7 separate regions of the Mus musculus genome follow, and regions 2, 3, 4, 5, 6 and 7 are each linked to region 1. A link is a loop called in an ENCODE intact Hi-C map of the cell type or tissue named here. Cell type or tissue: left cerebral cortex. All regions are shown on one strand.

Region 1 (4,000 bases):
GAATGATGCGCTGCCTCCATTTAAGGCTATTTCCCTGAATCTATGAGCTTCTACCCCAGAATTCTTCTCTCCCTGGAGTCACACTAATGACATTTGACATGATGACGGGGGGGGGGGGGTGGGAAGGGGGAAAGGAGGGTGGCGGAGAGACAAGGGGAGCTTCACTGGTTTTGTTGAAACCATCTCCCTTTTATTCCAGTTTGGTAAATTGCTAAGGTCCATTGACCATTGGCAACTGGTAGGACAGACCTTGGCTTTAGGTGGCCCCTCTGACATTTCTGTGGCTGATCTGAGACCCATTATGCACTAGGTTCTGCATTATAAAATCTAGCCTGGGTCCAAAATTTCTGCCTGTCATCTTAGGAAAGGCCAGGAGTTTTACCCCATCCTGCAATGTGAAAACAGATAATCAAAGGCAACATAGAGCTGTCTGCTTCTTCTCTGACCAATTTGTTGCTTTTTCTGAGGTGATGTTGGCTGTCACTATCTTAGACTGGAAAGGGCAAGCTGGTAGAATAAAATGTAGTTTAAATAGCATCTCCCAGGGGAAGGTCCTCCCTACACTTAGTATTAAATGCAGTAAGATAATCAGCAACTAATCACTTGATGCTAAACTAAGAGCCATTTCCTCTACGAACTGGTCTGAACCTGATGAAGGAGCAAAGAGGCCCAGGTCTTTTTCTTAGATCGTTCATTCTGCTGCAATGACAGCCCTCATAAAACTCCAGTTTATGAACCAAATTTGTTGCACCCCTCACTCCAATACTATAATGCAAACCTCAAAGATCAGAATATCTTATAAGATATGTAAGCAGTTCACTGAAAATGCCAGCATAGATAACTCTCTCGATGACCTCTTCTGTCTAATATCAATTTCGGAAAATACTTTCCATTGCAAAGATTTAACCAGCGTGCTTAACCTTCCACAGAAACCCCTTATCTTCTTCCCCAACTTGTTTGTTCTGAGACCTTATTCTTGGCTGCCTCAGCTCTCTGCAAACACTTAGGCTTTTCTCTTTTCAAAGAGGCTGGGAGCTGTGGAGATTCTGAGCTAGACAGAAACCCTGTGGTTTGATTCCATTAGTCTAAGCCTGGGCCCGGTTGCAAGCAAGCTGCAGTATCTGCTTGCAAAAATCCTGGCAGCCAGGTTCTAGACACAGACACCACGGGCTGCATGCATTCTTCCATACTGGTCTACCCAAATCTTGCCTGGAGCCAGCCAACCACAGCAGAGGGAATCCTACCTTCCATCATGGTGGCAGAATTGCATTCCTTATTTTCCAAGAAGTCAGAAAAAACACAGGAGGATACGCTTCCAGGTCCCAGCTAAGTCCTCACAAAGCTGCCGCTGAGGTCTGCTCTGCTTGCTGCCAAGCCAAAGGAGACAAGTGTTAACCCGAAAGACCGGCCATGGATGCAGCTAGTGCTGCTTCACCTACAGTCTCCCAGGAAGATGCTGTGAGAGAAAGGCAGAGAGGAACAGCAAGCCGGCGAGCTGCACCGCCTGCGCTGCCTCGGCCAATCCCTTCAGCTCTGGACCGCGTCACATGGTAGCCAGCCTGCATCTCCTGACACAATACCCCCGGAGAGCGCACGGAACCCATTTCCCGTCCCCATTGCTCGCTACCCCCACTGCCTCCCGCTCCTCTCCAAACACACAGCCCCTTCCCCACCTGGTGACGCACTTCCCCCGCCCCTCCTCGTGGTCCTTGCAAGCCTATTGCGGCTCTGGGGCGCCCGATGATCTGAACTGCCACCCTGACAGGGGATGCCAGCAAGAAAGAAGCCCAGGAGGCTGATCCCAGGGATTTTTTTTTTTTTTTCGTTTTTCTCTCTTTTACTTATTTTTTTAAGAAAACACTTCTTAGTAATTCCAGATCTTAGCAACACACGTTTACACTCCCATTCCAACCTCACTTTGACCTGAAGGAATTTCAAATGTCAGCGCTTGGCCTCTGTGCACATCTGTCATCTGTGGCTGGCTCGCGCTCTCTTTAGGTCTCTCTGGCCCCCACACCCCCCGCGCCCTGTCTCTCTGTCTAGGTCTCTCTGTCTCTCCTTGTGTGTCTCTTCCTCTCATTCACGAGAGAAAAATCAATTCGCTGACGTCACATCATAAACAACCATCCCCCAAAGGATGATGCAGGAAAAAAAATTCATCCCAGCTGCCTTGAAAGGAAGCAGGAAATTAATTGCGCATGACATGCCCAAGGGCTGGCAACTGTCATTAAAACAAAGAAACAAAAGAACCCACCCGATTCGGGCTCTGGAATCAAACAGGCGATGCTCCAGCTCATTTCTGGGGCGAGAGGCGGGAGAGGGGGATTGAAGGCAAGAGTCTAAGCGTTGGCCGCCTCAGGCGTGCGCGAGTCGCCTCCTCCCACGCACTCCGCTCCGCAGCCGCGACCCCGGGGCTGCGGGGGCCCTCCGTCACCGCGTCCTCCAGCCGAGCTGGGCAGACGCCTGCCCCAGGTGGGGAGCCTCGCTTGCAGCCTCGGCTACAGCTGCCAACTGAAGCCGCTGCTACATGGCAGGTTTTGCAAGACGCTCCTCCTGCAGTCTTCAGTCGCCTAGGAGCCCAGTCGTTCACCCCAAGGGAAATCCAGAGAGGAAGGCAATCGGTCCAGGTTGCGCTGGAGGAATGGGCGGAGCCTGGGCCTTGGCAACTTGCTAGAATGGGGAAAGGTTCAGGCACAAGGTCTGGTGGAGCTGAGGGTCTGTCACCTGAGTGCTATCAAAAGTCCTAGGAGTCCTTCAAAGGGAGGGACTCCCAGGCCTGGTGTCCTGTGATCCTGGGTTTAACCAGGCTAAAACAAAGCAAAAAGAAATAAATTGAATCGAGTAAGGAAGGCCTATCACTGTAGGGAGCAGATGATGAAAAGGCTAGAGAAAGGTCTTTAAACTAAGGAAGAATAGCAAAGCCGGGGCTATGAAAATCTCTTTATTGAAGATCAGGTCAGAAACTAACAATAGGGCTGATCATTTATAACACCCTCACTTAGTATTACCCAGATCTCGACATAGTCTGATTCTTTCCTCCAGAGGGAATACGAGATATTGGTGGCTATGAAATACTAAAGAGGCCGAACGAAGAGATGAATTAGTCAAAATCAAAAAGCAACTCAGCTTCTTAGTAACTTACAAGAGTTTTATAATAATAATTAATGATAATAGCAATAATAATAATTTTTAAAAGCCTCATTGTTTTCCCACAAGGATCCATCTTTCTGTGGCTTCTGCATTTAAACATTAAAGTCTCCTGAGAGCTATACATGCTCGTGGCTTTTTCCCGAGGCCTATGAGGCCGTAGAGTTTTAAAAGGAAGAGATTACAAAGTAACACTTGTCTTAAGGGCAAGTTGATTGGCTCTAAAAACTGTGGTGGGTTATTGAATAAAGGATGTGTGTGTGTGTGTGTGTGTGTGTGTGTGTGTGTGTGTGTGTGTGTGTGATTAGCAAATTATTTTAATGAAGATTAACAACAGGGATGGAGACTGGTATCAAACAATGAAATGGAATCCTGTCTCTTCTTCATTGAGGTCTGAGAACAGAGGCCAGTTATACAACTCTGGACTTTGGCTTCTTACCTATAAAATGGAAGTTAGAATAAGTCCACAAGCCTATAAACCAGTGGTTCTCAGCCTGTGGGCCGTGACCCTTTTGTAGGTCAAATGGCAGTGGTTACCTAAGACCATCAGAAAACATAAATATTTGCGTTGGGATTTGTAACAGTAGCAAAAGTACAGTTATGAAGTCCCAACAAAAATAATTTTATGGTTGGGAGTTCCCACAGCATGAGGCACTGTATTAAAGGGTCACAGTATTAGGAAGGTTGGGAACCTCTGCTATAAATAGCAATAAAGCAGATCTGTGGTAATGCCTTACTATATGCCCAGAATTGTTCTGAGACTCTGCCTGAAAGTTACTTAGTGCTGTGTCTACAGCTTTGTTAAGTCCTCTATGTTAGCTTGCAGAATTACTATCACTGACACAGAAGGGCT
Region 2 (4,000 bases), 130 kb before region 1:
ACTATTTATGAACTAACCCCACCACCACAATGTAAGCCGATATAACAAGCTATTTATGAACTAACCACCCCCCCACTATAATGTAAGTGAATGTAACAAGTTGCCCTTTGCAATATATATCCATTCTGTCACTCCTGTTCTTCCAGAGAACCCAGCACATATACTGTCACTCATTGCTGCCTGCGCTGGAGGAAGTGGCTCCTTGGGGGAGACTTAAACTTACCTCCTCTGAGTGCAGAAATAGTTGCTAGGGCTGTTCACAAATGATGTACAGGTCTAGAGGTTGTTTAATAAACTGATTGCTTCTTTGGGATTCATTGTCCTTCAACTTTGGAGATTAGCTACTAAAAAGAACTCAGATTCCAGACCTCACAGAGGGAGGACTAACACAGCCAAGGAGAATTTGAAAGGCAGAAAATTCTACCTTGTAAAAAAATTGCAAGTGACATAATTAAAGGTAATTCAAGAATTTGCTACTTCCAGTGAAGCTAGTCGAAAATGTTTATAAGTCAATATATGTCTGTGGTTACTTCTACCACGACCTACTCAGCTAGAGTAGGTCAGCTTGCCTATATCAGCAGAGCAAAGTGTAAGAATCTGGAGTTCCACAGGAAAACCTATCAGAGCTCATATGGGGAAACAGGACTTTGTACTAAGTGCAGCTAGCATCCTTGGGAGATGTAATTGCTAAGGAGTGCCAGGATGAATACCAAACACCTTGCTCATGGTTCAGACCGAAGCATAGAGCAATGCAAGGATTTCTTCTTAATAAAATAAGGTAGGCATGGGTGGTTTGGAAAACAATACTGTGCTACAGGTCAGCAAAGGGAAGCAACAGAATTCTCCAGGAGGAAAAAAAAATTAGTAGTGAAGGGGAACCCCCACCCCCAGTGCATTTTAGACATTACACATAGTGATTTCTTAAAATGTAGAGAAGGCAGTGACATATTTTGAAAAAGTTTTGACTCATTTTCTCAACCTTTTTGTTCAGGGCCTTGAAACAAAAAACCAAAACAGCACCACTGTCTTAGTTGTAACTTGTTCTGTTGGGTCTGGGTGCTGTTGATTCTTAAACTACCTCTGGGATCTATTGCAATGTCTGCAGAGTTTTGGCAGAAAGGACTGGAAGCTTTAATGTCCCACCCTTGGCATCCCTAAACCAATCCAAATCGAGTTTGCCTAAAGCTGACTTGGTGAGCAATGCAAGTTGCGCATCTACCCTTTAGATCTCTGAGTGCAGGAGGTCTGTACAGGGCATAGAACCAGGTGGTTCGTCTCTCTTGGTGTGCAGGAGCCTGGAGCTCTCCTCCCCACCACTGATGACTCTCTTTTCCACTGAATTCAATGGGGTGCTGAACCTTCTGCCAAAGCGAAGACAGGGAAGGGGGCGGTGTTACCAAGCAGCAGCAAATTTGTGGAGTTTGCTCCCTGGCAGGGTAATTTGGGGGCGGAAGGTGGGTGGGCCACCTGGAATCGGCAATGAGCACCAGACTGTCTACAGTTCAAAGCTTATCTCCCCCAGCCTCAGAGCTTTCGATAAATAATTCCGTTATGGAGTGCACGTGTCCAAGAACAAGCTCAAACTACCCAAATCATTCCATCATACTCAGTAACGCATACGACAATGCCTCCGAGATTCTCAGGGTTGGGGGAAGAGGTACAAACCTAACTCTTAACTGCCTCGTATTCTCATCTATTCTACAGAACTATTTTTGACTTCACACAAATCCTTCCTGGCTATTTTTATTTCCTTCTGTCTCCCACAAGTCTCTCAACTAAGGGAAAAGGAAAAGTGCCGCTGAAGGGATCTAATTACCCAGAAGCCCCTGCTGGCTGCTCAGGCACACCTGGACATTTCTCATGTCCTCTTGTAACTCTGACCTCAACCCTAAGAAGACTGCTACTATTGTGTTCCTGTTTTACAAACCGGAAAACAGAGACTCCCAGTTAAGGAACTCAGCCAGGATACACAGACTGTGGCCAGGGTTCTTCTCACATGCTCTTGGTCTTCAGAGGGTGAGCTGGAGATGTAGTCTGGAGGCAGAGCTTACACACCCAATCTGCTCCCACAGCAGAGTGTTTCCCATAATGACAAGGAGGCCAGCATAGGACAGTGCTAAGCTGAGAGCAACCTTAAAGAGAGCTGGCTCTGTAGTTCACAAAACATTGGCTTTAATCCGTTTAGCCAAGCAAAAAATGGGTCAGACACTAGAGTTTGGGTCTTGCTCCTTAGACCTCCATCAGTCTCTTGGTTTTTCTGCATTAGGTTCATTGTGAAATGGGGCTGCCCAACACTGCCGAAGCTCATTCAGATTTTAGACCATGACTGGGCATTTACAAAATGTAAGGCCTGATTGTAATGTACTCGTGACGCAGAAATACTTATCACTGATGAACTGACTGGGGCAGCTGAAACAAGAGGTGTCAGTCTTTTACCACTGAAAACACAACTGGTGGGAACCCTGGATATAAAACCAGAGATTTTAATAAGTTGGACATCACTTATGACACTGCAGTGTTTAAATGAGGACTGGCAAGATGGCAGCTGCTCCTCACTCACTTGTCACCAGGGATGACGCATGAGGCATTCTAGAAGGAACTTTCTGTAGAGGGAGACTCTCTGGGCCGAAGGCCTGGGATTGTAGCCTTCAAAACATTTATGAGCACCTGGAAATTGTGTACAGCATGTCTTGGGTGAGCTAATTTTTTTTCTCCTGGGTAGAGCGGCTTTCATCAAAAGCAATATAATGGAACAATACAACAGTTAAGAAGCAGTATAATGTAACAATGTAACGGTTAAGTTCTGAATCACAAATCAGTCATACTAGATTTAAGTCCCAGCATCTTCATCACTGGTGACGTGCTGGGTGAGTCACTTCCTTGGTGCCTCAGGCTTTCATCTGCAAAGTGGGGCTAGTTACAGTACTGTCTCCATGAGGCTGCCATGAAAATGAATGAGAATGTGTGTGAAGCATCTGACACAATCAACATTCAAAGGCAACATTGCCACCACTGCACACTCTTAAACTGGTCCCTAGCCTTAGAGGAGGATTTATAGCCACTGCCACGAGACACTGTATTGTTCTGGTTAATAGTAGTTATCATTTTCTAAGGGCCACTTTGGGACCTTGCCTAAAAGGCCTTAAGCACTTTATATGCCTAAATAAATAAATAAATTAATTAAAAATTCCTTACAAGAACTTACAAAGTATGGAGTATTTCTAATCTAACTTTAGCACCAGTTAATTGGTAGCTGAAGCTATAGAGTTAAATGACTTGCCCAAGGTCACATGGGTGAGCAAGGCCTGGATGAATCACAATGGAAATTTAGCTTTGACTCAATCTGGAGAGGAAAAAAAAAAAAAAAAAAAAGAATCCCTGAACTGCTGCAGAACTAAATGTGTATAAAAACAAACCTCCTCGAGGCTAGCCTGCAATGCCTCGGCTCACTGAAGACCAGAGGTATGAGGAGCAACACATGTGTTCACAGAAGCCCCAGGTCTCCCAGTGTCTACTCCCTGCGCGTTCCAGAAAGAAAGAGATGACCACCCCAGAGACCCTGGGAGGAGGGAGAGAGACAGATCACAGCTGCAGAAAACCAAATGGAAGAAAGATGGGTTTGGGACATAGGGGAGTGTCTGTGTGTCTACTGAAAGCAACACTGGTTGCATGCTGCTTTCTGCTAACTATTTTAGGCAGCATTGTCAAGAAGGTTGGGCAGCATTGTCTGTTCGGTACTTTTGGCATAAACTCAGTGCCTGCTACATAGAAAGTCATCATTGAAGGAGAGTGAGGAGGTTTATTTTCCAGGTAGCTGCCAGCCTTCAGTGCTGTGTCCTGAAGGACCATACTTGAAATGATTTAGGATGGCTTCTAGAATTACCGTAAGGGAAAATTACAAACATGTTTTCCCAGTTTGGTGCTTAGGCTAATTAAATATTGATCTTGGGTCTAAATGACTTTTGAGTAGTTGGGTTACCTGAATATCAGTATTAATGAT
Region 3 (4,000 bases), 75 kb before region 1:
AGCAGCAGTGTCCCTAATCTCTGTGAATGACCTCATAGAGCATTCATTAATATTCTAAGGTAATGGTTCTCCACCTTCCTACTGCTGTGACTCTCTAATACAGTTCCTTGTGTTGTGGTGACCCTAAATATAAAATTATTTTCATTGCTAATTCAAAACTGTAATTTTACTACTGTTAATGAATTACAATATAAATATCTGGTATGCAGGATATCTGAGATGCAATCCCTGTGAAAGGGTCATGTGTTACCCCCAACTGGGTCATGTCCTACAGGTTGAGAACCACTCTTCTAACCAATGATATATATAAAAAGCACTTTTAAGTTATTTAACACAGTTACAAAAATGACACTCTTCTCCATGGAAGATTAAAGCTAGGTATGGTGGTGTTAACCAACACTTTCTCCCAATACCCAGGGAGCAGAGGCAGGCAGATCTCCATCAGTTCCAGGCTAGACTCTGGGAGAGTGAGTCCCAGGCCAGTCAAGCCTACAGAGGAGACCCTTCTCAAAAGACAGATCCAAAGAACAAAGAAAGGTGTTACAATTTGAGTCTAGAGTGCCTCCCATAGACTCATATTCTGTATTCTTGCTCCCTAGACTGCAGTGCTAATTTGAAGTCTGTGGAGTCTTTGAAAGACAGAAGGAAGTCATTAGGGGTTGGTCTTCACAGGTTCTATCCACTGCCAGTTCTGGTTTGCTTTCTGTTTCCTGTCGGATGCCATGCGAACATGCTCTTGTCATAGCTGATGGAGCTGTTCTGCTATGCAGTCCCAACTATAATGGATCGAATTCCTCTGAAACTGGGAGCCAAAGTTAGCATCCCACCTTGAAGTTTCTGTCAAGTATTTGAGTCAGTGATATAAAAATAATGCATATCGTTTCATGACTTTAGATCAAGATAGGATTATGTATGTCCATACTATACATGTATGAACATATAACTTCACAGTCATGTCTTAGTGTTTGTGAGGATTAGGTCCCGAATTCCCTTCAGATATCAAAATTCACAGATGCCCAACTGCTTTATATAAAATAGTATATTAGTTTTATCTAACTTATACCTTCCTATGTACCCTAAACCATCTCTGGATTACTTATAGTATTTAGAGGACCTGATACTATGTAAGCACAATGTATATGTCATTATATTGTTTTTAATTTATATTTTTTTGTTATTATATTGCTATATTTCATGCATAAACCTGTGGATATAATTGTATGCACATTGCCTTTTAGAAATACTACTATGGCTCGTGAACTCCAAAAAGATCTTAGTTTTCCAAAACTAACTTCTGTGAAATAAGAATGCACAAGGTACAATGTATGCTCAAACGAAAATGTCCTCATGTAACACAATATCATGTACAATTCATATGCACAACAAATACTTCAAAAACAGTAACATGAGTTACTATAAAAAGAATACATAGCCTTGGGCTAATACAGATACACCACACTCTGTGCAAGCATTAATTATCACCTTAAAAAAAAATCACAGCATCTAAGTGGTAGAAATCTTCAAGGCCCGTGGGCTTGTGTGCTAAGCACTTATGTTCTTTTTGCCAAGTGGCTGGAGAGAGAGAGAGAGAGAGAGAGAGAGAGAGAGAGAGAGAGAGAGAGAGAGAGAGAGAGAGAGAAAGAGAAGAAGAAGGAGGAGGAGGAGGAGGAGGAGGAGGAGGAGGTACACAGCACCCCAACCATACAGGAGCTGAACTGGCTTCCTGCTCTCTGCTGAGACCCTCAGACTTACTCTCCTCTTCCAATATTCCTGGCCCTGTCTGCTATGTTTTGTCTTCTTGATAATTATTACAGAGAAGGAAATTTAAATTTATAAGGAAACAAAAGTGTAGAAAGAACTGTCAGTGGTTGGAATGGCTGGAAAAAAAATAAATTGCTCTTTTTATCATACTAACTTTTCAAGCTGCCTTCTCCTCTCAAAGCACTAGAGTTTGCAAAAGGGTCCCCTAGTGGGGGGGAGGGTGCCACTGCAGGCCTCAGTGGAGACTGGACTCAGCCTTGCAGTCTGGGCTAGGGGAAGAGGATGTCCTATTTCCATCTCTGAATTTTCAGTTTTTAATTTTAGCAACAGAGATGGTAACTTTGGCCTCCTCACTTTGATTCTGCTTGTCATCAAAGTCCAGCACAAAGCCCTCAGCACGATGGTGTGCTGATACCACTCACCACATGCCCAATGGCAAGTGCTTTCCCCCAGCCTAAAGGCATTCTCCAGGATTCAGCAGGTTTTATTCATAAATAACAAACATAATGTACTGGATAAAGCAGGAGGAAACGCCACGCTGTGGCTCCTCAGTCGCACAGAGCTAGGCATTTGAGAAAAAGGTAACATCCATTTGAAATGTTAAGAGACTGACAAAGATGAGTTTATGGTTAGGAGCATATTCCAAACTCAAATGAGTTTTACCAGCTTGTAAGAGGGATTTTGGAATATCCGTGAATTCTCTTCAGAAATGAACACAGTCACGAGTTGCAGCACGACGTATTACGGTTTAGACACAATGCAGGACTACAGAGTTGTCTTCTTGGTGATGCCTATCTTGAGATTGCAGGAAAGGCATACTCATGAACATGGTCTCTCTACACTGCAACAGTCATGGTCTTTCTTTGTGGAGCAGTGGCTCTCTTCATCTTTTTCTCACCCACACCCTTGAGAATTTAATAATAATAAAAAAAAAATTAGTCCTGTCCTCAGAAAATACAGGCATGAACGGATATTTGGCAACCTTTGTCTATTAAGTGCAGGGAGTTTACAGGCCTCCTAAATGGATCTATGAGTATCACCCAAGTCTCTTAGTCTCCAGTGATGCCGTATTTACATTACTGTATAACAACATGTAACAAGCTATCTTGGCAGAGATGGCCCAGGTGCACCAAGCATCTGGTGACTCATCATAGAGTCATCAGTGACTTTACACCTTGGAGGAATCAGTCCAAGTCAGGGTTAAGATGCAGTGTCTGTCCCTGGACCCATGAAGATGAATGCTCTGGATTGGAGTCAATTATCAAGCGCTTCTGTCACATCTCCCCAGGGAACCTTCCTAATTTTTCTCTGGCTGGCTTAGTCATTCATATTTCTGTTTCTATTACAAATAGCTACAATAATCTTGCTGGGCCTGAAGCTTTCAAACTGGAGTAGGAGGTGAAAAAAAAGATTAAAAATTCAATTATTGAAGTAACAGAGATAAAGAGCTTGGCCATTAGTAATGATGATGAAGGAAAAAAAAACCCACAGTGCCTATAGTGTGCTGTTCTAGAGCTGGGCAGTCTCCCAGGACTTATCTGTTCAGCCCTGAAGTCAGTCCTGCTGGAGAAGAACCTCCACCTGCATTTTACCTGTGGGAAGCTAAAGGGTCTGAGAGAACCCAGGGCTCACATAAAACCTAGGGCTTAAAATGACAGCATGATTTAATCTGAGTGTGTCTTGCGTCAGTTTAGTGTTTAGATATACAGTGACTTGTGCATCTCAGGGGGTGGGGCTTGAGACCTTACTCTGAAGCCCAGGCTACCCTTGAACTAAGGCAACCTTGTCTCAGCCTCCTAAGTGCTGGGGTTATAGGTGTGTGCCACCATGTCAGCCTCTAATACATTAAAAGTGCTTTCTGGGAAAAAGGCTGGCATCTAACTCCTTAGTTCCTGTACCTTGAAATTAATTACATTTGTGAGAGGTCTCAAAGCAATGGAGGTGGAGTGAGTGACAAACCTATACCATCTAGAAGAGTCAGGTGGATTCGAACTCTGGTGTTACATGGGCTTGAGGCACAAAGTGATAGAAGGCATCCAGACACAGTATGACACATGCTGCTCTCCGCTAAAACACAGCTAACTGAGCCAGAGACTGAAAGTGGTGTCAGACATCAAAACTCCATATCCTTTTTCTGTTGAGTTTCAGTCACCAAATTAGCCTTACCTGTGTTTCCTTTAGATGAAAATAGTGACTGTTACAAACTGTCCTAGCAAGAATATCAGCCTATATTTGGATA
Region 4 (4,000 bases), 170 kb before region 1:
TGTCTAGCTCCTTCTCAAATGAGTGATTCTGTGATGTGCTCTTCCAGAAGTAGCAGCAGGAATTCACTGAGCTGAGTGAACGATTCCCCCAAGCAGTGCAGAACGGGCCAGCTGGCTTACAGCATGGGAGAACTGGAGAGCAGGTCGGAGAGTTGGGGAGGGAGGAAGGTCACACAGGGAAGTGGGCAGGGAAAACTCCAGGTCAGACAGCATGCAGTAAAGAAGAGAGGCAGCGGGGGGGGGGGGGGGGGGGAAGGGAGGTGGGTGGTGGTGATGGTGGGGAGCCACCCTGAGTCACCCTTCTCCACCCCCATCACTTTCATCACACCCAGAGGTACAGGGGGCATTTGCTGGAAATGATACTTCCCCCGCCCCGGGGGAAACTGACCACATATCACTGAAAAGCAATGTGAAAAAACTTCCCAAGTATCCCGATGCCAATGTCTACCTCAGATAACCAAAAAATGATGAAGAATCGAAAGTTTCAAGAAAGCGAACTTTCCAAGATTTTTAAAAAAGAGACAAAATATATTACTTCTGATCTAAGCATTTTCTCTCAAAGGAGAATACTTCTTGTTTCGAGAAAGATCCAAATATTAGCATCTTCCTTGATGAGTTCTTCTGTGAGTCGATCTGCATGGGATAACATAAGAAAACTCCTACAAAATACATGCGCTCTCCCATTCTGCAGTTTGCTAATTTGTACGGCTAGAGCTCTAGCTTCCTTAGCTGAGAAGGTGCTCTCGAGAGAAGAACCAGGTGATGGTAGAACACACAGCAAAACAATTAAGACTAGAAACAGGGCTTTGGGGAGCTTAGATCATGAAGGACAGCCAGTCAACAACCACAAACACATGAAAAGAGAGAGAGAGAGAGAGATCTTTTTACCAACTGTGGGAGTGGTGGCTGCGCTCAGTGAGTTAGTTGACGATATTGAAGAAGTGCTTTCAGCCCGGGCTAAGGGTGCTATCGGAGGAGGGCTGGAGGAGTGTATGGGTGGGCTAAAAGGTCTGGACTGTAGGGAGAAGAAAAGAGAAGGAAGTTAGACAGCCAAAATACTTCAGTTTAGTAGTTTAAAATGTTTATTGTGCTTTATTTATTTTGTGTTCATGTGTGTATACATGCCATGGAGTGCACATGAGGGTCAAATGACAGCCTTTTCCTGTGTGGGCCACAGAGATTGAAATCAGGTCTTGGCAGCCAGTGTCAACTGAGTCATCTTGCCAAGCCTGATTTCTGTATCTTTATTGGGTCGCAGCCCTGGAGATAAAAAACAAGGTTCTTGAAAGCCATGGTACCATTTTCACTGGATGGGTCTGTGTTTATACAAGCCAGTGTGCTGGATCTAGGCGGAGGAGGCCCAGCCCCAGCCTGTGAGCTCAGTAGGCACTCTGGCTTACATGCGGTGTCTACAGGTGTTCCAGGACCTAAATGGGTGCTCTCCTACATAGAGAGGTTGCGAGACGGCATCTGAAGGTTATGATGCCATTCATTCTGAGACTGTTGTACAGGGGTCAATGAGATTTACTTCTGCCACAAGCTTCTTAACTGAACCATTGAGAAGACCGTTCCCACACCTCCATCTTAGGATAACATTTAAGGAAGCAACTGTGGCACACCTACAGGGCACCACTCTACATTTGTGTTGCTGAATGTCTGCTGCTGACTTATCTGGCTTCTGGGGTCAGAAGCCAGAAATGCTTTTATATATATGCTGGGTCCTCTCACACCCCAGAAGAGGGAATCAGATCCCATTACAGATGCTTGTGAGCCATCATGTAGGCACTGGAAATTGAGCTCAGGACATCTAGAAGAACAGTCAGGGCTCTTAACTGATGAGCCATCTTTCCAGCCCAGGAGCCATTTTTTTCCTCTCACAGTTTTCTAGTAACTAAGACAATTATTGTAAAAAGAGTTCCCGCTCTCTGAAGAGTCACATGACTGACCACCACTATTTATGTATGTCTCCAGCTGCTGCCTCAGAGCTGATGGCCCAAGTACCCGATTGCTACCATTTTAGATCATGGCTTGCAAGCTGGGAGGAATCTGAGGTGGGCGGAAAAGGCATCCCCACACAGCAGCTACTCCTTTTCAGCTGGCCCCTGTGATGGTCATTTGTATAAGTGCTGTACTGCTTAGACCTGATGTTGGGATGGCCCAGGTCAAGGGATTTGGGGATCTCATTCTGAGCAAGCTAGGGCAGGGAGGAACATACCACATCTCCAACTCCAGGCTTTCCTGGAGGTAGCTTTGGCCGGGATGGAGGCCGGGGAGGAGGTGGAGGCGGAGTGGTGCTGCAAGGAACTAAGGGGGTGGCTGGTCGAGCAGGAGAAGACGCACCTGGAAAACAGACGGGCATTAGAAGCAGCAGGAAACACAGGCAGCCAGAAGGCGGCAGTGCACAGGGCAATGTCTGGCATGGATGCATTTTTTTTCCTTTTTTCTTTGCAGTTACTATGCTAAACCTTTTGCACAACACATTTCTTTTTCTTTCGATAAAGAAGAAAGTTCCTCCGTTGAACTATGGTTGATGGCAGAAGCTGAAGCTTGGTACCGCGTTGTCATGTGACACCCAGTGGAAGGTAAATCCTTGATGGAAGGTGAACTGGAGGGACTCTTGGCTGGCCGGGAGGGGTGCTTCATTTTGATCATGTACACAAGGGACTTATGATACATTCTCTTGGTTTTGATTTACAGTCAGAATTTGTGTCCAAGTTGAAAATGGAAGTTTCAACTCGAAGGAAGCTGAATGCTTTTTTTTCCCCCCACACTAGATTTTTCTTTTTTAAACACAGGTAGAGAATTATGCTGTTGACTCTATGTCAACCCCGAGTGCTAACTTCATCACTATCTCACATATGTGTCATGAATAAAGGACACGAGTTCTTTGTGTGTTGAATCTCTATATCGGAAACACAGCAAGTGCTTTGAACGGACTGTCCCCGGGGGGGCCTGTTAAAGTAGGGGTTGTTATTGTCTCTTTGGTGGTTTTTGAAAAGTCTCTTGGATTTACTTTTCTGGCTGTCCATGACAAGCATATGAAACACGGCTGACACACAGAGGCTGGCATGCACACCAAGCATGGCGCTCAGGGACCTGTCTATCTTGAGTCATAAATGCATGGAGAACTACCTGGTCCCAAACCTTAGGAGGTGAAACTGATATTCTGACAGTTCTTGTTCAGAACTGTCACTTGGTTAGAAACAGCAGGTTGTAAAATCATGCCAAGGAAATTCCAGGAAATCTTGCTTTAGAAAAATACTCCTCTGCCTCTACATCCTTCCCCCACCAGCTGCCTCCAGACTCCCACCTCCACATTCCCCCCACCAGCTGCCTCCACTTTTCTCCTGCTTTCATAGTCTCCATTCCCGCAGCTGCCTCCACACCCCACCACTTCCATAACCCCTAGCTTACCAGTTGTCTCCACATCCACCCATCCCCACCGCCATATCCTCTACCCTTCTCCACCCACTTCCTTTACACAACACAACATAAAACCAGTATCACCAGAGTCCTAGACCAGCACCTCAGTCCAGATTCTGAGAGTCTCAAAGAACTTTGAATCTTAGAAGCCAAATCCATCTCAGAATCATTTTTCATCTCAAGAGAGCCTCTGGGGGCAAGTCTTGCTTCTCTTGTTTAAAGAGTGAAATCTTGAGCCTTGTCTCTGCATTGCTTCTACCTCCTAAGTGTGGAGACACTGTTACTGCTTCTCCTCCATACCCTCCCATGTCTCCCCTTCTACCGCCAACTGCATACATTAATTCTACTCTTCTTCTTGCCTCAGTTGGCCAGGATCTGTGCTAGGGCTTTACATAGGTGACATTATCCTCATGCTTAGCTTTGACATCTCAGTGAAGACTGAAGTTCTTTTAGCAGCATGTCCATGATCATAAAGCACAAATGGTGTGTTTAACTCCAAAGGATATATGTCTCCTGAAGCCTCAGATAGACTATGGACTGCCACGATTTGCATACAATCTGCCTTCCTCCTGCATCT
Region 5 (4,000 bases), 150 kb before region 1:
ACCAAAAAGGAAGCCCTGGAGATCCTGGGCTGGAGAAAGTACTTGTTGAGTATCCATGCATAAACAAGGCCCTCAGAACTTCTTTACTCCCTAGACACACCATTCCTCCCATGACTATTCTAAGGAGTCCCCACTATACACATCCTGCTGCGTGTTTCTACTGATGGAGACTTCATAAGCCCTTGGGCAGCAGGCTTGACCTAGTGAGGAACCCATTCAGCTCAGCACATCCAGTTCATCACAGGTAAGGGGGTTTCAAGGCTTCTTAGGACCCTCTCCAGTCACATGGGCTAGAACGAGCAGCCTTGACATACAAGTGGCTTGGTCTCACTGCAGTATCTCTCTGTTAGCAAGCCTGTTTGTCTTGCTTTCCGGGGGTGGGGGGGTCTTTCCTGTCTATGGGTTCCTTCTGTCCTGTGCAGTCTCAGTTGTTCACCTGGGACGAGAAGAGACCCAGCTGGACTTGTTCAGTACTCATGTTGTGTGGTTGTTCCATGCCTTCAGCTTAATTTCTTTCTTTTTCTTTCTTTTTTTATTAATCATTTTATTCGTTTACATTTCAAATGATATCTCCCTTCCCAGGTACCCCCCCACAAATCTCCCATTCCATCCCCCCTCTCCCCTTTGCCTCTATGAGGGTGTTCCACCCATTCACCCACTCCCTCCGCACCCCTCTAGCATCCCCATACGCTGGGGCATCAAGCCTCCCTCCCCTCCCATTGATGCCAGATAAGGCCATCCTCTCCTACATATGTATCTGGCATCCTGGCTTCCTCCATGCACACACTTTTGTACACAGTCACACAGGAGGGATGGTTGAACAATGGAACATGTAAGTTGTCATAAGAGGGGCTACCTCAAGTCTAACTGTGCCACTTCATTCTGTTATTTTATCCCAGCTTAGAGAACCTGATCTAGTCTGTTAGATAGTAATGCCTCTTTTTAAATTCAAGTACTATTAACCCAGGCCTTCTAGGAGTGGGCTAAAGTTTTTACTATGCAGTCAGCGAGCAAGGTGAGTAGATACATTAACTTACTTCCAGTGGGGAAAGGTCTTGCTAGCTCTGGCGACTCCGTACTTGGGTTCATCGGTTGGCCTGAACCCCATATCTCAGGCTGATCTAAAAGAACTGGAAACATGAAAATAGAATTCCTCAGGGTAAGTTCAAACAAGAGCTTAGAAGTTCCATTAAAGTTGAGTTTCCAAACATGATCCCCACGCCTCCACTCACCCTAGAAGTTTAATTTCGGAGTGTGCCTATGCTGCACACACTCTTTAGACAGAGAACAGGCCTAGAAGCATGGTGTGTGTGTGAGTAAGGGGTATCTGTGTGTATGTACATGGAGATAAGTTAAGCCAAAACCCAACTAGAACCTACATTTTCTTCCTGGTTGGTCACCTAAGGACATTCCAGATACCACTACACGTACTGTCCCCATTTCCAAAATTGTAGAAGTTACTTCAAGGGTTATTTTGTTGTTAGCTGGTTTATTTAAAGAGTTCTATGAATATATCTCAATGTTGAAAATATCTGAAGTCTCTACAGTGGTTCCTATTTTTAAAGATTGTTCACGCTCTTAACCCTTCACAGCATCATAAAGAGGAATAATTACCCTAAAGATGCTTGTTGAACATCTGAGAGAACCAGATTTTTTTTAATTAAATTATTTTATTTTGTATGTATGGGTCTTTTGCCTTCATGTATGTCTGTGTACCATGTGTGTGCCTGGTGCTAGAAAAGGCCAGAAGAGGGAATTGGATCCCCTGGAACTGGAGTTACAGATGGTTATGAGCTACCATGCGGGTGCTGGGAAATGAAGTCAGGTTGTCTGAAAGAACAGTCAGTGCTCTTAACCACTGAACCATCTCGCCAGCCCACTGATCAGAAAATGAACAGTTCTTTAGATGTGTGAAGCAGATCAAGGCAGCTAGGTATTGGTCTAAGAGCTGTGAATTTAAAACATTTTTCTTTGTTGTGTTGCTGCTGTTCACGTGTAAATCACCAGTCTATTTCAGCAAGTGCACTGCTATTCATTGTGCAATGGAGGAAACAAGTTGAATGTGGATTTCACTGTAGCTTCTAGATTACTGTAGAATCTTGGGCAAGGCATTTAACCCCTCTGAGCATTCTTCCCGCAGTGGGAGGGGGAGACAATAATACCTCAGGAGGATATTATTCAACCTGAAAGGGATGAAGAAGGTGGCAGGGTACAAACACATGCATGCATGAAAATGGTACATGAAGCACTCATCTGAGGCCAGTAGCTGTTATTTTGTCTTTCATTCTCACAGCACCACCACGTGGTAAAAGTCAATGCTGTTTTGGGGAGCAAAAACCCAATGACTAATATTCTCAAACACTTGACCATAGAAAGAGCAGAGGAGCCAAGATCTGATGCAGCCACAGCTCTTTGCTTCCTAGGTCTCCTAAGCAACTAACATTACTATCCAGAAAGAAAGCACTGCCAGCCATTTAGCAATGCTACGAGAGAAATATCTTCATTTCTGCCATTAAATACATATTGGGTTGCCTACTAAATACATATTCTACAATTAAGTATTTAAGTCTTTAAAATTAACCATGTTTTTGAGGGACTATAAATAAGATTTATTTTGATATAAGATACCTCCTTTAAAAAGATCTATTCTATATTTGAATTCTATTTATACCCAATGCATATACTGATAGTAGTATCAGTCTGAAGTAGTAAGATTATCTTGTCTGAGCTGGTAAGAAAGAGGGGATTGGCCAGGGGAAGGGCTGGTGTGGTTGGTGCAAATGCCAGAAATTGGCGGAAGTCCAGTGGCTAAAGCCAGAAGGGCGGTCAAGCAAGACTTCTCAGCGAGCACAGATATATGTCTGCCCCATCACAAGCTTCCATGCAGGGAGTGCTGGGAACAATATTGCTTCCATAGGCTCAATGTAGGGGGATAACCTAGATTTTAAAAATCTGTTTCTATTTTCAGTGAAGATATTTTTGTATGCTTATGGAATTCCTTAAATGGGCAAATTCAAATGCAACATACCAGCTCTCACCCCCGTCACCTTATACAAATGAAAAATGAGACTGACCATAGATGATTTAGTAATACAAATGAAGGCCTTCCCCTAAGGCTACAGTTCTAGGTTACAAGTGTAATGCCACCAAGATGGGATTTAGGAATGCATTTTATAAATTTGTCTCACTACATCATTGAAATCACCCAGGCGTAGCTTGCTGCTGCAGAGCCAGTCTTCACAGAAGAAGGAGTTTTAGTTGGCCATGTTACACCAAATTCTCTGCAATGCACTTTGTGATGTGTTTAGAATTTAGAGTTTGTTCTCGTAACAGATGTCAGTGTCTTTGGCACCTACTGGAATGATAGGAGCTGGAGCAAGTCCTTGGACTCAGAGAGGAAGGTAACCACTGAAAGCTAAAGACTAGCCCTGATACCCTGTGGTTACCTCGATAACATTAGCAAGAAATAAATTCTGTCTTCATTACTGCACTTTGAAACCTCTTCGTTACTTTAGCTTAGTCCACTTGTCTACCTACCATCCACATGAGTCTTTTGTGACAGGATCTCCCTATGTAGCTCTGGATGTCCTGGAACTCACTCTGTAGACCAGGCTAGACTAGATCTCACAGAGGTCTGCCTACCTCTGCCTCCCGAGTGCTGAAATTAAAGGCATGCTCTACTATATCTGGTAAGTCTTAAGGACGTTTGTCTAATGGAGCCTAGAGAGTTACTATCTTATCACAAAAAGATAGTATTTTAATATGTGTATATGTATATCTGTCTATGGGTATGCACATGTGAATGCAGGTGCCTTTGGAATTAAGAAGAAAGGGCTGAGTCCCCTGGAGCTGGAGTTAGAGGCAGTTGTAAGCTGTTTCCTATAAGTACTGGGAACTGAATTTGAATCCTCTGCAAGTGTAGCATGTGTTCTTAACCACATTTCCATAAATGTGGGGCTATAGCTAGCTCTAACTTAGAGGTTTTAAGTCAAATAACTTT
Region 6 (4,000 bases), 82 kb before region 1:
TTATTATGTTGATTGGTGTCTTCTCTGTAGTACTCGCTAACTAATTTAAAAAGCAAAACCAAATTTAAAAAAAATAACTTTTTCACTTTGTAGACCATATTGGCTTCAAACTCACAGAAATCCACCTGCCTCTGCTTTCTGAGTGCTGAGATGGATGGTGTGCACCACCAAACCTGGTCCTGAGAGTTCCATTTTGTCATTGACTCTTGCGCGTGCCGGACTGGCCAGCAAGAATGACGCTGCAACAGAATCCTTCTGCACATGTTTATTGGGAGAGCTTGATTGCAGAGGCGAAGTGACCCCAAGCCCAGAACTGGTGCTGCTTTTATAGGCCTAGGAGAGGCGTGTCTCACACCCGGATTGGTTATGCACTATACCTCATTTGCATGTTCCTCATCTGATTGGTTACTCTCTCTCTCTCTGTACCTCACAGGACCTCATTAACATACCTCATTTGCATGTCTCACATCTGATTGGTTATACTCTCAGAACCTCATTATCATGCCCGGGCCAGGCAGTGTCTTGGCAAAAAACTTTACTGCATATGTACACATTGGTTATTTGCCCAAACTTATGCTTGGTGGCCAGCAGTAGCCAGTGCCACCTTGCAACAGCTCATGTGGCTTCCCACAATTGAATATTAAGATGCTCTGCATGCACACTGGAAAGTCCATCTTCTGCCACAGTCCTGAGTAGTCCTTACACATATTACTCTCACTGTAGTCAAGTGAGCAGTCACTAGATGCATACCCTGAGATAAAATCGTAACAAATATTCTATGTATCCATTGGCACTGGCTTATAAAGCTGCATTCTCTTTGTTGTGGTTTTCTGTAGTGGTCTCTGACTGTTGCAAAGAGAAATTTCCTTGAATAGGGATGAAGACCCCACCAATCTATGGCTTTAAGGACAGGTTTGCCATGACTTCATTAACACTGAATAATTAGCTAGGTTTCCAGCACCAGACATGGTTTCTGTCTGTTGAACAGGTCTTAAGTCAAATTAAAGAATTGTTGATTCTAGCCAAGGAGTATGTGCCACAAGTGCATCCTTCCGGTGATGGTGCCAAGATGGCTGTTTTTGTGGTTCACAGGTGTTCTAGATGAGTAGAACTGTTGGTTGTCTCCCTCATTTGGAAGCTTCCATGGCATTTTCAGTACTATGAAATCTAGTCCTTAGGAGGGAAGCACTTGGGTCAGTTCCAACTCTGGGGTCTCTAGGCCCTGTTTTCTGTGAGTTTGAGGCTACACTGGTCTACAAAGCGAGCAAGTTCCTGGGCAGCCAGGGCTCTTACACAGAGAACCTCTGTCTTGAAACAACCAAAATCAAGCCAAACTAAAACAAACAAAAACAGAACAAAAAAATCCCTCAGTCTTTGTTCAATGCAGAGCCACAGTATTAAAAACAGGGTATTTGCTTGAAATGCTATGTTAAAGCCAACAATCCTCTCTTATGAATGGGTCTAATATTGCCTTTAATTTTTAAAAAATGCAACATAAAAATTGAAGATGGAAAACAAAATGTCATGGTCTGATTAGTTATAATAAAAGATGATTGTGTTTCATCTTACTGGTATTGTATATACCGGTTACTGATGAAAATATGTGAAAATAAACATATACAACACATACCAGAACCTTCTGGCCTTAAGAGTAGACATTAGGAGAGTTAGTCAAGCGCTTGTCCTGCAAACATGAGGACCTGAGTTTAATCTCCAGAACTCATAAAACAAACAAACAATCCACAAGGAAAAGAAAACAAAGCAGCCAGGCATGCACTTGGGATTCTAGTTCCGGAGAGGATGACTCTCAGGACTCTGTTTTCCAGGTGTCTTCTCCTCCAACCTGGATATGAAGCATGGAGAGAAGAAATCCAGCAGGAAGGAACTTCTTTGCCTTGGCCCCAGTGCTAGAGGGCGGCAATTAGAGTCATGCCTACCCGGAACACACCACGGCACATGAGAAGAAGCAGAGGCAGGTCTACAGACTACATTATAAAGATCCCTCTGCCAGACTGAGTCCTGGCTTCCTCTTTTCCTTGGAATATCTTTCTTTTAGTGTTTACAACTATTTTCGCCTGCTTACCAAAAGTAATGTCCTCTCCAATGTGATTTTTTTTAAAGGAAAGACATTTCTAGGCAAATTAAGCTGCACATTAATTAAACATAAAGACTATATTTTGCATGTGGAAATCTTTGCGTGTTTCCCAGTAACAGAAGGGAAGCTTAATCAAGTCTGGATAAGTGGATTATTTCTGCAACGAATGTGAATTTTCAGCTGGAGTCTTCATCAATGTTGAGGGTTACTTAAAGGTGAACCACATGTAATGGAATTACTTGTTTTCTGCATGAACCCAGGCCAAGCATTTAGTCTCAGGAATAAAAACCAGGCAAATCTAATTGCCCTGGGCATGATGCCCCATGCAGATGGCGACTCCAGCATAGCAATGAGTATTCATTACGACGGCTGTATCTCAGGAAAGATGCAGGCAGGGGCTTTGCACGACAGCATCTCTTCTAAGGTTGGGAATGGCACCCAGTCAAATTCTCAGCCCTCCCTTCAGTTTTAAGCACAAGTTCTGTGTTTCAATTCAGACTGTTCAAAGAAAAAAAAAAAAGTCTTATTCCGGTTCTCCAGGTCACTTAAGACACAAGCCAGTCCCTCCCATGAGTTTTTGATATTTCTGATTTCCAAGGCTTACAGTGCTGCCTGGAATGTGGGAGATGTTTATTAAAAGTGAATGCCAGGAAGCAGGAAGAGTTGCGGCCAGTGTTTTGGAGTATTCCAGCTTGTGACATTCAGTTACACGTTTACTGGCTGCTCTATATATTTGCAGTTTTAACCGAAGGAATTATTCAGAGTTGGTAGACAGGCCTCTGTTTTGGTCTGAGTACTGTAGTTTGACATTTCAGTGATCAAAGGAAGCCCAAGGGACCTTTGTACTTGGTAAGTGCAAAGCCTGTTTACATGACATTCTGAGCTAAGCCCATTGGGAAGAATCCCATGACCATCCAACAGCAGTGGGTCGTAAAAATCTGGAATGATCAAACAGCAAGTTTAAGCACTGAAATGGAGAATCCTAACAGATGGCAGTGAAGAACTTCAAGGGCTAAATGGCTTTTTTTTTTTTTTTTTTGAGTGAGAACTCTTTGACCCTTAGGTGACATAGAAGGACATATTAGAGAAGATAGTCTCAGAATACATTTGATTCCAAAGGTCCTGTTTGCTGTGCCAGTGTTAATGGAACTGGGGGGCCCGGTGACCAGGATTTGAAGCAGTGGATGACTGACTGAGCTGCCAGCACTGTACCCAGATGCTCCAGCGCATACTTTGCTGGAAAGGAAGTGGGGACATTGAGTCCAGACTTGGGTTCCCTGCTTACCTTCGCTGACATCAGGGATGGGTGCTTAATCTTGCTGAGTCTCCACTTCCTCAACTAATAATTATACAGTGTTTTGTAAGTTTTAGAATTTTTAGTGCAGTAAGAAAACCAAATAGAACCTGAAGTATACTGGGTATTACTTTGTGCATATTTCTCTTGCCCATCTTGACATGTTGATGTTCTAAAACAAGTCTGCTGCTCTAAATGATGACACAAGGGTAACTAAATACCCAATTTCACCACTGCCAGCAGCTCTATAGCTCTATTTCTCTAGAAATAATGATAAAAAAATAATAGCAAAAATTGAAAATAATTAAAATTTTAAAATCTTAAATTTGCCTTGGTTACAACAGTCATCACCAATCAAAAGTCACTCTCAATCTCTGGGTGTCCCACCCGCTTTTAATGAACCTCTGAGAAACTTATCTCAAAGCCTAAGTTGATAAATGTGGTAGCAGATTTTATTTCTGCCAAAGAGCCTCTTCTACCCTGGATGAAACACTATAGGACCAGGGCTGACAGAAAGCTTTCCCATTACTGTCCAGTTTGCTTTCCTTTGGGTTAATTTTTTACCTGAATGAGGTCTGTTTGTTTCTTTTTCAAAAGGAGATATATGATGA
Region 7 (4,000 bases), 100 kb before region 1:
ATAATTCCTTTTTCTCATGAGCATTTTTATTTATGGCATTTCTAACTAACAGCAGGGAGGACACAAACTGCTAATAAATGATTTTACAGGACTTGGGATGATGTAAGGAGAACTCAGGGAGATCTGGATGGCATCGTGCCCATGCCTGCAACACATGTTCATGGGCATCTTCAACATCAGCTACTGTGGTACATATTCCAGCAGATATGTAAACTGGGCTCCTTAGAAAAGCAGAGACTAGTGAGTTAGCCATGGGACCTCAGAGACAATGAGCAGGAGGGTGACGGGGGGTTGAGGGGGGAGGAGGAGAAAAAAAGACAAGACTAAGAGAGTGGGAGAGTGAGAGAAGCCAGGAGCAGCAACTCAACGAGGGCACTGGTGGTGACAGAGCCTGGTAGAGGCAGAGACGGGAGGACAGAGGACCTGGGGAGAGGACCAAGCTGGAAGCAGAGAGAGGACACAGAAGCAGAGAGTACCTGAGACAGAGTTAAGGAGAGGGCTCTGAGCCAGAAGCAAGAGGTGAGGAGAAGCTGTGTCTTCTGAGCCTTTTTTTTCCCCTGCTGAATAGAGCCTTGATTATAGAGGTACCCGAAGTCTGATCAATTTCATTCTATTTCTTAAAAGAACATTTCATAGCAAGAATCACATGAATGCAAAAGGCACCCCAAAGCTGAAAACTCTTAATCCAGAAGAAGGAGAAAAACTCCTGCGATGGCTTCAATTAGCACCCCATTAGGTAGACTATTATAAAGAGCAGTTTTAAAAAATATATATATATATTTTTTTAATCACCAGGTTTATTTTAGTTCTTATTCTGGCCCCGGGGAGCTTAATGTGTGTCCATTTCCCCCGAGTAACAGCTGTTCTTTTGAACTCTCTGAATAGGCATCTGATTAGATGGGAAGGAAGTCATTTTGGGAGCTAGAGCAGACTCCCGTTAAGTCTGTCGTCTAAGCTGGCATATCCCAGATCTCTTTAAAAACCAAGAAATCTGGCAGCCAGCTAGGAGTCACTTTCTGTTAAATCGAAGCCCGGTGGATACATTTTTGCTCCTTCGGGCTGTAAAATTCAGTCAGGCATAAGTAGTTTGAAGACCGTTCCCTGTTTCTGAGTTTAATATAGAAAATGTATTTGCAGCCCAGCTACTCAAGGGAAAAGTTTCCTTCAGTTTTATGGGGAAGCTGCTCCTTTATGCCCGTGGTGCCACTGGAGAACATTCTCACATAATGAGCTCTAAGACACTGAACTGGAGATGGGAACAGCCCCTGTACCAACTATGCCTGTACAATTTATTTTTTATTTTTTTATTTTTGACTTGCCATCTCCCTGGCTAGTTTGCGCGTGTGCTCTGGGGCTGAGTTTTAGGTAAGTGCAATATATAAGTTCTAACTTGACGAAGACCACACTTATATCTCATGCACATTTACTAGAGATAATTAAAATAGTTGAATTTTTGAAAAGAGGAGGAAAGGAGAAGGAGAAGGAAGAGAAGGAGAAGAAAGGAGAAAAAGAAGAAGAAAAAGAGGAGGCAGAGAGAGAGAGAGAAGCTGGCCTTGTGGAAATTTAAGCATAGCAGATATCGCGGTGCAAGCTCACTAAAAATGGTCGTTTAAATACTTACCATTCCATCTCGGTCTGGCGAGCCTCTGCAAGAGAAAGAAATTGGTAGCAGTTATGAAGGAAGAATCACTCTGGTTGCAGTGAATAAAGAACCATTGGCCATCACCTGCATCCTCTGTGTATTCCCACTGCACTGCAAACCTCACTAAGGAAACAAACAAACAAACAACCTATCACGCTGGGTGACATCTGAGTGTGAGCTGGACATGTGTGTTAGGCAGTGATCGATATTCTCAAAAGGAACTGAAGTCCAAAGGCACGCATTGGCGTGATGGAGTTTGTTCCACATAATTCATGAGTCTGGTCCGCTCTTTCTGAAAGGATTTATTTAATTTTAAATTATGTGTATATGTGTATGACTGTGTGTGGGCATGTGCACGTGTAAGTGCAAGCGCCTAGAGAGGCCAGAGAGTGTGTCAGCTCCCCCAAGAGCTGGAGTTACAGATAGTTGTGAGCCACCTGACAGTAGTGCTGGGACCTGAACTGGGTTGTCTGCTCGACTCTGCACAAGCAGTATTTACTCTTAGTGGCTGAGCTAGCTCTCCTGTCCCCTTGGCTCATTCTTGCTGGCTTCACTTAAATCTATCATAAAACATGTATACAGACAGGTGTGCTCCTTTAATTTTCTCCTGTGAGTGATTCTGAATTGTCTTTTATGAAGTTAAAGCTTTTCTGGTAGTTTCCAACCAGTTTGAGAATCTGTACCTTCTTTCGTATTTCTGTAATTACATCCCTTTCAAATATAGGACAGGAAATGGAGGTTGGAATTGTGCTAAGTGGCGCCCTCTGCTGCTGAACCCTAGGGTAGCAGTTCTGTGGTGGTGACCTGCTGTGATGCGCCAGGCCTTTTAGAGTAAATGAACCTGGAGGTTCAGTTCTTGCAATTTCTAAATTCTGTCACCTTGAACTCATTATCCAACCTGATAGCACAAAGAATGAACAAATTCTAGTTCCTGACAGATGTTACGCATTCAAGTGTTGATTTTACTTTCTTTTCTTATCCATTGACATTTCTTGATGGGGAACATAAACTGCTCACTTCCAGCCACTCTGTGCGTTAATACAGTGAAAGCAAGTTGTTTTTCTTGTTACAGGTGGAAACTGTACTGGCTAAGCGAGGGAAGGTGGAGTGGTTTGAATGACATAGTTTCAGGTTGAATACTAAGCAGAATTGTTGGGGTAGGCGCAGGAGGCGTGGTCTTGCTGGAGGAAGTACGTCACTGAGGGTGGGGCTTTGAGGTTTACACCATTCCTAGTACCCTCTCTTTTTCAGGAGGCGTGGTCTTGCTAGAGGAAGTACGTCACTGAGGGTGGGGCTTTGAGGTTTACACCATTCCTAGTACCCTCTCTTTTCAGGAGGCGTGGTCTTGCTAGAGGAAGTACGTCACTGAGGGTGGGGCTTTGAGGTTTACATTCCTAGTACCCTCTCTTTCCTGCTTTTGGTTCAAGATGTAAGTACTCCGCCTGCCAACTCTGTGTTCTGCCAGCATGTACACTAATTCTTTAGAATCGTAAGCTCAAGTAAAGTCTCTTGTAAATTGTCTTGGTCATGGCCGTTTTTGCAGTGCCACTAATACAGAGAGGGAAGCGAGAAGGTAGTCACTGTTACATGGGAACATGGTTTTAGTAGTGTAGCACTTTTAGGAAGGAATTTAAAAGTGTTACACTATTAGCAAGAACTAGAATGTAGAGCCCTGTTTTAGTACGGAATGATTGAGGTATTTTTATTTCATGAGTATGGGCGTTTTGGTTGCATGTCTATGCACCTTGTGCATGCCTGGTGCCTGTGGAAACCAGATGGCGTTATTGAACCTCCTAGAACTGGAGTTACAGATGGTCGTGGATCTCCAGGTGGGTGTTTTTCAGACCCTTAACTGCTGAGCCACCTCTCCAGCCCTGGTTAGCTAGGATGGTGCCATTTACATTAAAGTCATTACAGAGCAATCTCTAGAAATTCCTTTCATGCTGTTGGCTATTTTTCTGGTTTGTCAGAGTATTAGGTGTTCTTTTCTTTCTCCCCGGTTAGGATGAGCGGCTACTGTGTGGTCACAGTAGGTCCCCTCTTCCCTCTATTTCTATCGTCGTCATCGTCGTCGTCCTCCTCCTCATCATCATCATCATTCCTTTCTGTGCTCCTGTGGTTGGGATGATTTTTTTCTAACCCTTTGTATCACAGTCTTGTGAGCGTTTCCTTCAGTGCTGGTGTGGTTGCCATGAATTGCTTTAACGGAGCTTGTTTGGAAATGTCCTAAGTTCTCCATCAGTTTTAAAAGGCTGCTCTGTTAAATATAGCAGACTCTTTGGCAGTTACTTCCTGTTGGGGCTTGAAGCATATTCCATGCATCCCTGGATTTTAGACGACGAGAGATCTGGCATTAGT

The links. A loop is a pair of places that touch in the nucleus more often than their neighbours do. Peaks named below come from ENCODE experiments on the same cell type or tissue, not always from the same donor. Only the 100,000 strongest peaks of a DNase experiment are listed, where the experiment ranks them.
Region 2: it touches region 1 in a loop (9-fold over the local background); 2 of 42 quality-filtered maps call a loop at or near these places.
Region 3: a loop joins it to region 1, with 2.6 times the contacts of the local background. A loop is called at or near these places in 2 of 42 quality-filtered maps.
Region 4: a loop joins it to region 1, with 2.5 times the contacts of the local background. A loop is called at or near these places in 3 of 42 quality-filtered maps.
Region 5: it touches region 1 in a loop (2.4-fold over the local background); 3 of 42 quality-filtered maps call a loop at or near these places.
Region 6: it touches region 1 in a loop (2.3-fold over the local background); 4 of 42 quality-filtered maps call a loop at or near these places.
Region 7: it touches region 1 in a loop (5-fold over the local background); 5 of 42 quality-filtered maps call a loop at or near these places.

What each region holds. Positions count from the first base shown.
Region 1 is chr4:102,757,810-102,761,809 of GRCm38, reverse strand. It overlaps Sgip1 (SH3-domain GRB2-like (endophilin) interacting protein 1), which reads right to left and starts at 1,675. Exons shown (of 26, transcript NM_001285852.1): 1 at 1,245-1,675. The coding sequence starts at 1,254. In left cerebral cortex, no CTCF peak of the experiment used is centred here; DNase peaks (open chromatin) are centred at 41, 585, 1,566 and 2,271; H3K4me3 peaks cover 2,836 bases; H3K27ac peaks cover 2,792 bases.
Region 2 is chr4:102,885,973-102,889,972 of GRCm38, reverse strand. All of the region lies in intron 8 of Sgip1 (SH3-domain GRB2-like (endophilin) interacting protein 1), which reads right to left. Among named protein-coding and RNA genes, the nearest start is that of Tctex1d1, 98 kb to the left of the region's middle. In left cerebral cortex, a CTCF peak has its summit at 1,811; DNase peaks (open chromatin) are centred at 1,478, 1,718 and 2,874; H3K27ac peaks cover 1,239 bases.
Region 3 is chr4:102,832,914-102,836,913 of GRCm38, reverse strand. The region is part of intron 1 of Sgip1 (SH3-domain GRB2-like (endophilin) interacting protein 1); the gene reads right to left. Among named protein-coding and RNA genes, the nearest start is that of Sgip1, 75 kb to the right of the region's middle. In left cerebral cortex, a CTCF peak has its summit at 1,981; no DNase peak of the experiment used is centred here.
Region 4 is chr4:102,925,801-102,929,800 of GRCm38, reverse strand. It overlaps Sgip1 (SH3-domain GRB2-like (endophilin) interacting protein 1), which reads right to left. Exons shown (of 26, transcript NM_001285852.1): 17 at 2,216-2,340; 18 at 889-1,015. Among named protein-coding and RNA genes, the nearest start is that of Tctex1d1, 59 kb to the left of the region's middle. In left cerebral cortex, a CTCF peak has its summit at 2,367 (motif pointing right); DNase peaks (open chromatin) are centred at 2,038 and 2,302.
Region 5 is chr4:102,912,189-102,916,188 of GRCm38, reverse strand. It overlaps Sgip1 (SH3-domain GRB2-like (endophilin) interacting protein 1), which reads right to left. Exons shown (of 26, transcript NM_001285852.1): 14 at 1,038-1,130. Among named protein-coding and RNA genes, the nearest start is that of Tctex1d1, 72 kb to the left of the region's middle. In left cerebral cortex, a CTCF peak has its summit at 2,320; DNase peaks (open chromatin) are centred at 1,857, 2,236 and 3,063; H3K27ac peaks cover 392 bases.
Region 6 is chr4:102,839,505-102,843,504 of GRCm38, reverse strand. All of the region lies in intron 1 of Sgip1 (SH3-domain GRB2-like (endophilin) interacting protein 1), which reads right to left. Among named protein-coding and RNA genes, the nearest start is that of Sgip1, 81 kb to the right of the region's middle. In left cerebral cortex, no CTCF peak of the experiment used is centred here; a DNase peak (open chromatin) is centred at 2,423; H3K27ac peaks cover 1,726 bases.
Region 7 is chr4:102,858,416-102,862,415 of GRCm38, reverse strand. It overlaps Sgip1 (SH3-domain GRB2-like (endophilin) interacting protein 1), which reads right to left. Exons shown (of 26, transcript NM_001285852.1): 3 at 1,622-1,646; 4 at 477-560. Among named protein-coding and RNA genes, the nearest start is that of Sgip1, 100 kb to the right of the region's middle. In left cerebral cortex, a CTCF peak has its summit at 2,415 (motif pointing left); a DNase peak (open chromatin) is centred at 964.